Linked DNA regions of Homo sapiens: region 1 is linked to region 2. A link is a loop called in an ENCODE intact Hi-C map of the cell type or tissue named here. Cell type or tissue: Panc1. All regions are shown on one strand. Each heading gives the region's core, and the rest is flanking DNA. Links, peaks and the distances in the headings are about the cores only.

Region 1 (4,409 bases), core at 259-4,258, 55 kb after region 2:
TTTGAAGCGTGAATGGAGAAGAGTAAACCCAACCTAAATATAACATAATTTGCTATGCTATCCTGTGATACATATTTAGCACGTACCAGACAATATTCTAAGCATTTTACATATGTCAACAAATTTAATCCTCACAACAACCTTATGAGATGGAGACTATTATTATACGCACTTTGCATATGAGAAGATTGCTACAGGGTGGAGAAATAACTTGTCTAAAGTCACACAGCAAGTGACAAGTGATGCTACAGATAAAACCAAAGCATTCTTAATTTAGAGTCTATTCTTGTATCCACTATACTATATAATTCCCTTGTTTGGTAGTAAATCTATTTGCTTGCTTTTGGGTATTTTTTTCTGATTGATTTGTCCAAATTTCAATGAACAAAAGGGAGTGATACATTATATGAGTTGGTATCTGCATTTGATACAAAATTGAAACCACTTTTGACCATGGATCTAAACAAACTTGCATGATATCACATAAAGACAACTATTGATTAATAATTAAAGTACATTGATTAATAATTAAAGTACTTTATTGATTAATCATTAAAGTACTTTAATTATTGATTAATCATTAAAATACTTTATTGATTAATCATTAAAATACTTTAATTATTGATTAATCATTAAAATTATAAATGCGCATATTCAGGATTTGGATATTCACATGGATATGTGCATTTATAATTTTCTATTCCCATACACATCCTCTCATTTTACCTTCAGAATCATCTTTGAGGAAAACAGGACTTTCGTTTTAAAAATCAGTAACTGAAGCTCAGAGAAATAAGAAATTTGTTCAATGTCGCACAAAAGATGAAACTACCTCTGCAAACTGAACAGACAGTGGTTATGCATCTCATTGTATCAATGAAAGTTCTTTTGAACTATTTCTTAAGCAGCCTTATTTTTCTTTTTGGCATGATAGTGGCAGCTACACCCCGAAACTGGGGTGTGTGTGTGTGTGTGTGTGTGTGTGTTGAGGGGAGACGAATGACTAGATGACTATAAATTTCCATACTTGAAGTTCTATGATTTTCTGCTCCCTGGGAATGTGACCTGATTGAACACATGAATAGACAATATGAGCTATATCTTTCCAGAAGCCAAATTAACCTCGGAATTTACTATGGGAAAAATATTAATAACAAAGTATCAGTCTGAATAGTCGTCAAAAATAGGACAACAAAATACAGCACAGTCTATAAAGTTTGAGCATTTATGTCAATCAGGGCAATAAATATTAGGCAGTGTAATAAGCCTAAAACCTGTGTCTTAACATAACAAATATTTATCTCCCCCTCAGTACAAATCCAAAGCTGTTCCTAGTGGGCACCACTTCTCCATGTCAGAGTTCTCCACTTCCAATCACAAGGACAGAGGTAAGTGCTGGAGAGCACAGCGTAGAAGATCCTACAGAGAACTGTAGAAGTCAAAAATGAAAGTGGTGTACAGTACTGCCATACATACACGTTGCATTGCCCAAAACTCAGTAACACAGTAACTTCTAGATTTAAGAAATGAAGAGAAGGGAGTTTTGGATAATGCTGTCTTCCTATATTCTCAGGAATAAAAGAAAATCTTGATGAACATGTAGTATGCACACTGCCACAGAAGCGGCACATCAAGAGTTCTACCAACCTCAAAGCTATCACCACACAGCTCTTCCCACGTGATGGCAAATTCTCATTTTCAGAGTCAGACACGGTTGAACAATGGAAGCATGTGCTTATTGTGATGTGCGTAAGTGAAATGACCTCAGCTTCCTCTGTCATCTCTTTGGCTTGATGGAAATAATTCAGCTGTATGGCATTTATCACATTTATTGAAATCTTAAAGTCATCACGATTGTTTTAGAACTCTTCAGTTATCGTCATCAGTAGCAGCATTTACATAGCATGTTACAACCCACAAAGAACTTTGCAGACCTGCTGTCATTTGAGTTTCACAATAATCTTCTGAATCACTTGGGCAGGAAGCATTTCCCCATATTATAGAACAAGAAACTGAAGTTCTGAAAGGTTAAGACATTTCCCTTTATTTAAACCAGCTAGAAGATAGCCAAGCTGAAACCAGAACACAGGTCTCAGACACCGGATATCTACTACAGTGCCATTCCTATTATGCTGATTTACCTCTCACACAACGTCTGTAGCAAGATTCCTACATTAGGTCCGGCCAAGAAGGACCTCTGGAGTTAGGTACTGAAACAGATTTTTTAAATTCTTTTCTTTTTTTAAGTATGGGATTTAGTCACAATCAAAAAGTCTTTCAGTCAATAAGTATTTAGTGAGTCGCCACAACAGGGAATTGACACTGTTACGCAATGCCTTCAGACAGACTTTAGACTTTGTTAAGTGTTTAAAAATTGACTTTCACTGAGTGAAAATCCTTTGTCTTATATTTGAGCAGAATATTGATCTGAGTGAACAACTTTTTGGATAATTTAAATATAGCAGGATTTTATATCATTCGTAAGTCAGGCCAGTTTTTCTATTGGCTGTCAATCTTGAGACAGTGTGACATTAGATATAAAATCAGTTAGTGTGTTGGGAGAAATATCTTCTTCTGTCCACACAAAAAATTTCTACCATCATACTAGGCTTAGATATAAAATAATGATTCAGGTCTGTATATTGTGAACAAATAGGTGAAAAACAACTAGAGGTTTCTGAGCTGCCACGTGTTGGCAAACCATTGGAATGGCAGATCTTACTATACACAAGACTCGAAGGCAAAATGTATTTGCCAACTCCCTGCCTCCATATTCAGGACCTGGATATGAGATTACACTCCATGAGCTAAACTATAAAACTCTAAAATATCCTATGATAGGAGAGATAGGCAGTCTACAGAGACACCTTAAAGAAACAAAATGGGTAATGAATGCAGGCTTCTCAGCTTTCACTGTCCATCAGAATGAAAGTGTATCAGCCATAAACTCAAATAATTATAGCCACATTAATTGAACACCTGCTATGTGCCAGGCATATATGCTAATGCATATGTTCCATGCATAGGTGTAATTAAGTCTGTTTGTGAGACAACTAGAGATTAAGTTATTCTTTTATCAGCCCCATTTTACAGATAAGGCAACCAAGCAACTAAATGAGTTTCCAAAGGTCACACAGCTAGTAAATTACGAACTTCAAATCAGGATTCAGAAGCATACGGATCTGCTTTCAGAACTTGAACAGGAGCTCAAGTGATTTCCTCATCAGGACCACCTACGTAAGGCTTAAAGTTGTAAGTGGGTCAGTCCTGCTGCTATATGCACTGAATCTGAATTTTAAGGATGAAATGTAAGCATCTGTACTTGGAAAAATCTTCAAATATTTATACTCTGCCACGAGAAGGAAGAACCACTGCATTAACGTATACCACGTAAAACGAGGAGAGTGACTGTGGTTGAAAGAATACTAACTTGGTCTCCAAAATTCCAGTTTTTTGGTGTAGGCACTCTGCATAATCACCACCCTTTGTGTGTGGGTGGGGCCTGTGGATATGAAGGGATAATCACATAACTTGATTAAGTTATATGGCAAAGGTGATGGGCTAGTCATTCCTATAATGGCTACCTTATATAAGACTCTGTCTTAGCAGATTGGAGGAGAGGACCTTCTGCTGGCCTTGAAAATGTAGGCTGCCATGTGAGAGGGCCTATAAGCAAGTCACATGGTAAGGGACTATGTGAAGTTTCTAGGAGCTAAGAACAGCCCACTGCTCAGAATCAGTAAGAAAAGGGGAGCTCACTCTTACAACTTCAAGAAACTCAATTTGCCACAATCACATGACCTGTGAAGAGGACCCCAAGTTTTAGAAATGAACACAGCCTAGGTGAGAGCCTGATCAGAAGTACTATTTAAGACATGCTTAGACTCTTAGCTCATGGAAACTATGAAATCGTAAGTGTGTGTTTTGAGGTATTAAGTTTGTATAATGTGTTGTGCAGCAATAGATAACTAATACGGTTATCAAAGAATAATTCTCAGCACCCATTTAATCCTAGTCCAGGAGACAGGCTGCCCTGGTCCAGGAAGGCTACCAATGTTAGATATATTTATATTGTAGTGGCAGGCTCATATCTGATGTAGCTATTTAGCTTCTCCCCTCATTCTGATGCCATACTCACCAAGAAACCTTGTGAATTTGATTTAACTTCTCCCACAGGTGCTCCTTAAATATGTGTTAACTAAAAGAAAGAAGAGCTTTAGTCCCTTGAGTCTGTCATATACCATGATAAAGAAATCAATTGGCATTCTGGTTTAGACCACATTCTCTGTGACTTTGATTAGTGTGAGTCTGCCCATGATAGATCAATGAGTTTGGGTGCTAGGAAAGCAGTCTCTGAAGCAGTTTGCCTTGTAAAAAGCCCTGTGCATCACTGCTCCTTCATTGAATAA
Region 2 (4,409 bases), core at 103-4,102:
CATAAGATTTCTTCTATGGTGTGAATGTTTGCACCTACCCAGCTCTGCCAAATACTTATGTTGAAAACCTAATAACCAATGGGATGATATTAGGATGTGGGTCCTTTGGGAAGTGATTAGATCATGAGGGTGAGATTAGTCCTTTTATAAAAGAGGCCCCAGAAAGTTGCCTTCCCCTTTTCCACTATGTGGGGACACAGCTAGAAGGTACTACCTATACACCAGGAAACAGTCCTTCACCAGATGTCAAACCAGCCAGTACCTTGATCTTGGACTTTCTAGCCTTCAGGACTGTGAGAAATACATTTTTGTTATTTGTAAGCCACCCTGTTGATGGTATTTTTTTATAACAGCCCATATGCCCTAAGACAATGCACATGTTTTAGAAAAAAAATAAGTCATCAACAAAGAACCAGAAGAATCGGAACTATTACTACTGTCTCTGCTATAGGAATGTTTTCTTAATGCAGACCAATGAGCTGGAGTCAAAGGACAGCGTGGCCCACCTATTGATCTGAAGATGTAGAATTCAGAGATTGTAGCAATTAAAGCATATAATGTTTGAAGGGCAGAATACTGGGAAGGAAAATGCCATGCAGGAAAGGATGGTGGAGTTACAGAGGTCCATGAGTGTCCCTTGTGAGTTACTTGCTGAAGGCTGGGCTGCACATTCAGAGAATGAGTCTGCGTGAGATTTACCAGAAAATAGCTACTATGGGGTTGGTAATGGAAAACAGATATTAGAGGTAGAGTAGTTATAGACATATTAGACATCAGACCTAGACAGAGAATATAGACATCATTAATACCTGCAGATTTTGCTCAGCCACCAGAAGGCCTAAACCTTATGTGTAAAGGCCATCATCTAGAATAGGACATGAAAAAGTATGGTTCTTGAGTGTAATCCAGCCTGTCATTCGTATTTGTAAATAACGGGTTGGAGCCTGGCCATGCCCATTTGTTTATGTATTGTTAATGACAACTTTTATGCTAAAATGGAGGAGTTTAGTAGATTCCACAGAAACTCTATGGCCCACAAAACTAAACGAAAAAAATTTACTACAAGGCTATTTATAAAACAAGTTTGCCAATCCCTGCTCTAGAGTAAAGACTACCCTAAATCCACTTTAACAAGCCTACCAAGCCCTCAGTAAAGACAAGATGCCTGCCTAAGACTAAAATTTAAGTAGTAAAACGAAAAAATGCATTCTCATTCCAGGCCCCTACCACTAAGCACAGTGTCAAGTAGCAAGTAACTTGCAAGAGACATAGATCACTAAGACGCATTGCAAAGAGAAGACTTAAAACTGAGTTTAGACGATATATTGAAAAATAAATCCACTGGCAAACCAATCCCTATATTAAACATGGGTTTTTCTAAACATATTTGAAGACTGGATATAATGAGTACAAACTTCGCAACAACATACCTCAAACTCTTATTTAGATTAACTTAAATATCCGTAATAAAGATCTAACAAAAGAGAATGTACCCCTATTTTCAAGCATTTGAAAAGGGTTATCGCAATCATTACTGTGTTATAAAAGAGAGCTGGTTTAAAAAAAAATAGGAAACAGAAAATAGGCAAGAAAAACAAAACATTCCCAAGGGTAAAATAAATCATTATAACCAGACTCAAATATTATACAGATGTTGGAAGTATCTGAAAATGAATTTAAAATAATTGTGATTAATATGCTGAAAGTTATTTTAAAAAGGTGGACAACATTTAAGATCAGATAGGTAATTTTAACGGAGAAAATGGAAACTATAAGAAAGAATGAAATGTAAAAGCTAGACATGCAAAGTACAATAACCTCACTAGATTCAACACAATATAGAAAGTAATTCATTTACTCAAAGATGTACCTACAAAAATTACTTAAACTGCAGCACAAAGAAACTATAAAGAAAGCAGAACATATCATCCAAAACCTGTGAGACATTAGGAAATGATCTAATATTTGCATATTTAAGATTGTACAAGAAAAAAAAAAGAGAGAAAATAGGGAAGGAAAAATATTTTTAAAAAATTGGCCAAGAATTTTACAAATTTAATGATATAATCAAAAGCACAGAGCTAAGAAGCTCAGAAAACACGAAATAGAATAAACGAAATACACAAATTCACACTCACATATTTAAGTGTATCATTTTCAGTTTGCTAAAAAGAAAGACAAAACGAAAATATTAAAGGTTTTCAGATAAAAAGAAAACATCACTGACATTGTTAGGCCTTGTGTCTCCACCCAAATCTCATCTTGAATTGTAATCCCCAGGTGTTGAGGGAGAGACCTGGTGGGAGGTGATTGGATCATGGGGGCAGATTGCTCCATGCTGTTCTCATGATACTGAGTGAGTTTTCATGAGACCTGATGGTTTTATAAGTGTTTGAAATTGCTTCCTATCCTCACTATCTCTCTCACCTGCCGCCATAGAAGGCATGCCTGCCTGCTTCCCCTTCCGCCATGATTGTAAGTCTCCTGAGGCCTCCCAGCTATGTGGAGCTGTGATCAATTAAACTTCTTTTCTTTATAAATTACCCAGTCTCAGGTAGTATCTTTATAGCAGTGTGAGAGTGGACTAATACAATTACATACAGATGAATAGACTTATAGCATACAGCTCTTTATAAAACTAAGCAAGCTAGAAAGTATGGGGTAAAATCTGTAAAGTGCGGAAAGAAAAAACTACTGTCAACTTAGTAAAAACGTTTTAAATAAATAAATTAGAATTTTTCAGAGAAACAAAATCTGTAAGAATTTACTGGGAGAAAAAAGAATTGTTAAAGCAATAAATTGGAAAGGAAGAAATAAAGGTGTCCCTCTTTGCAGATGACATGTTTGTGTACAAAAGAAAATCTTTTAAAATCATTGGAAAAGCTCCTAGAAGTAGTAAAGTGATTTTTTTCAAGGCCACATGATATAAAAATCAATATATACAGGTAAACCATATTTCTATTTACCAGCAATTAAAAATTATAACTCAGTTTAAAAAATACAATACCATGACAATAATACCCCCCCGAAAACTCAACCCAGGTTCATATTTTACAAAACATGAACAGGCTCCATAGGTTGAAAATAGAAAATATGGATGAAAAAATCAAAGAAGATATCAATTCTTCTCAATCAAATCTGTTTACTGTAATCTTAATCAAAATCTTGACAGGCTTTTAAAAATAGTTATCAACAAGGCAATTTTGAAATATATATATGGAAGTGCAAAATAATTAGAAAAGTCAAAGCTATTTTTTAAAAGGACAAAGTTGGAGGATTTACAATATCTGAGTTCAGGACTCACTGTGAAACTACAGAAATTAAGGTAATGTGGAATTGATGAAAGTGTAGACTTACGAATCAATGGAATATAGAACTGAGCAATAGGCTCACACAAATATAGTAAAAACAAAAATCTATAGACTGTTTTCCGGTATATGGAGGCATGCTACACCTTTGTATTGGTATATTTCTGTCAATAAGATCAAAACTATCTCTAAAACTGTGGTTCTTATGTATTTGTGGGGTATAAGTCTTGTTGAGAGTGGGAACTGTGTCTTGTTCATTTCTATTCTCCTCAGTTATAAAGATAGTATTAATTCATTAAACTCCAATTGCATCACATATTAATGCTATAAACTTGGGAAAGGAACTTCTCTCAACTTCCTCTCCTGTAAAATGGAGATAATACTACATACACGATAAGACAGTTGTGCCGACTAAATGACATCATATATATAAGGCAATCAGCAGAGTGAATTGCATATCATAATATAGAGTAACCCCCTTAAATATTAGTTGGTGGCCTTAGGTTGGGATTTTTAGAAGTAAACCTTTAATGTGTGATAGACAGACATTCTTGTCCAAGTAATTATTGAGGAAGTGTCCTCAGAGGGGAAAAAAGAAAGAGAGAGAGAAGCAGAATAGGGCCAAAGAAGTTGTTAAACAAGAATATGGTCTCAAATTCATGTACATTCAGTGTGATCCCAAGGGCAGCTCTGAAGCACAAAATGCGCTACAGAAGAGAAGTAGCCTCGTTATAAGTAGAGAATAGTCTGTGGGTGCAACTTGGAGGTAGCTTCTATGTGGCAGACAGTAATTCACTGGAGAAAGGGATCAATTTTGAGCAGTCAGCACTCACAGCAGTTAAGAGGCAAGAGCGCACTTGCTTGTGAGAGGACATCTGGCAGGGCACTGACAGCATCTTCTAACTTATTGTGATTGTCTGATTATTCTACCAAGATATTTAAATGTAAACTAAGACTTTAAAAGTAATATAGTGGCTCACGCCTGTAATCCCAGCACTTTGGGAGGCAGAGGAAGGCGGATCATGAGGTCAGGAGATCGAGACCATCCTTGCTAACACGGTGAAACCCCGTCTCTCCAAAAAATACAAAAAATTAGCCGGG

What was found. A loop is a pair of places that touch in the nucleus more often than their neighbours do. Peaks named below come from ENCODE experiments on the same cell type or tissue, not always from the same donor. Only the 100,000 strongest peaks of a DNase experiment are listed, where the experiment ranks them.
Region 1: a loop joins it to region 2, with 4 times the contacts of the local background. A loop is called at or near these places in 1 of 110 quality-filtered maps.

Annotation. Positions count from the first base shown.
Region 1 is chrX:142,997,208-143,001,616 of GRCh38, forward strand. No RefSeq gene overlaps it. Among named protein-coding and RNA genes, the nearest start is that of SPANXN4, 27 kb to the right of the region's middle. In Panc1, for the core only: no CTCF peak of the experiment used is centred there; a DNase peak (open chromatin) is centred at 1,921; H3K4me3 peaks cover 658 bases.
Region 2 is chrX:142,942,810-142,947,218 of GRCh38, forward strand. No RefSeq gene overlaps it. Among named protein-coding and RNA genes, the nearest start is that of SPANXN4, 81 kb to the right of the region's middle. In Panc1, for the core only: no CTCF peak of the experiment used is centred there; no DNase peak of the experiment used is centred there.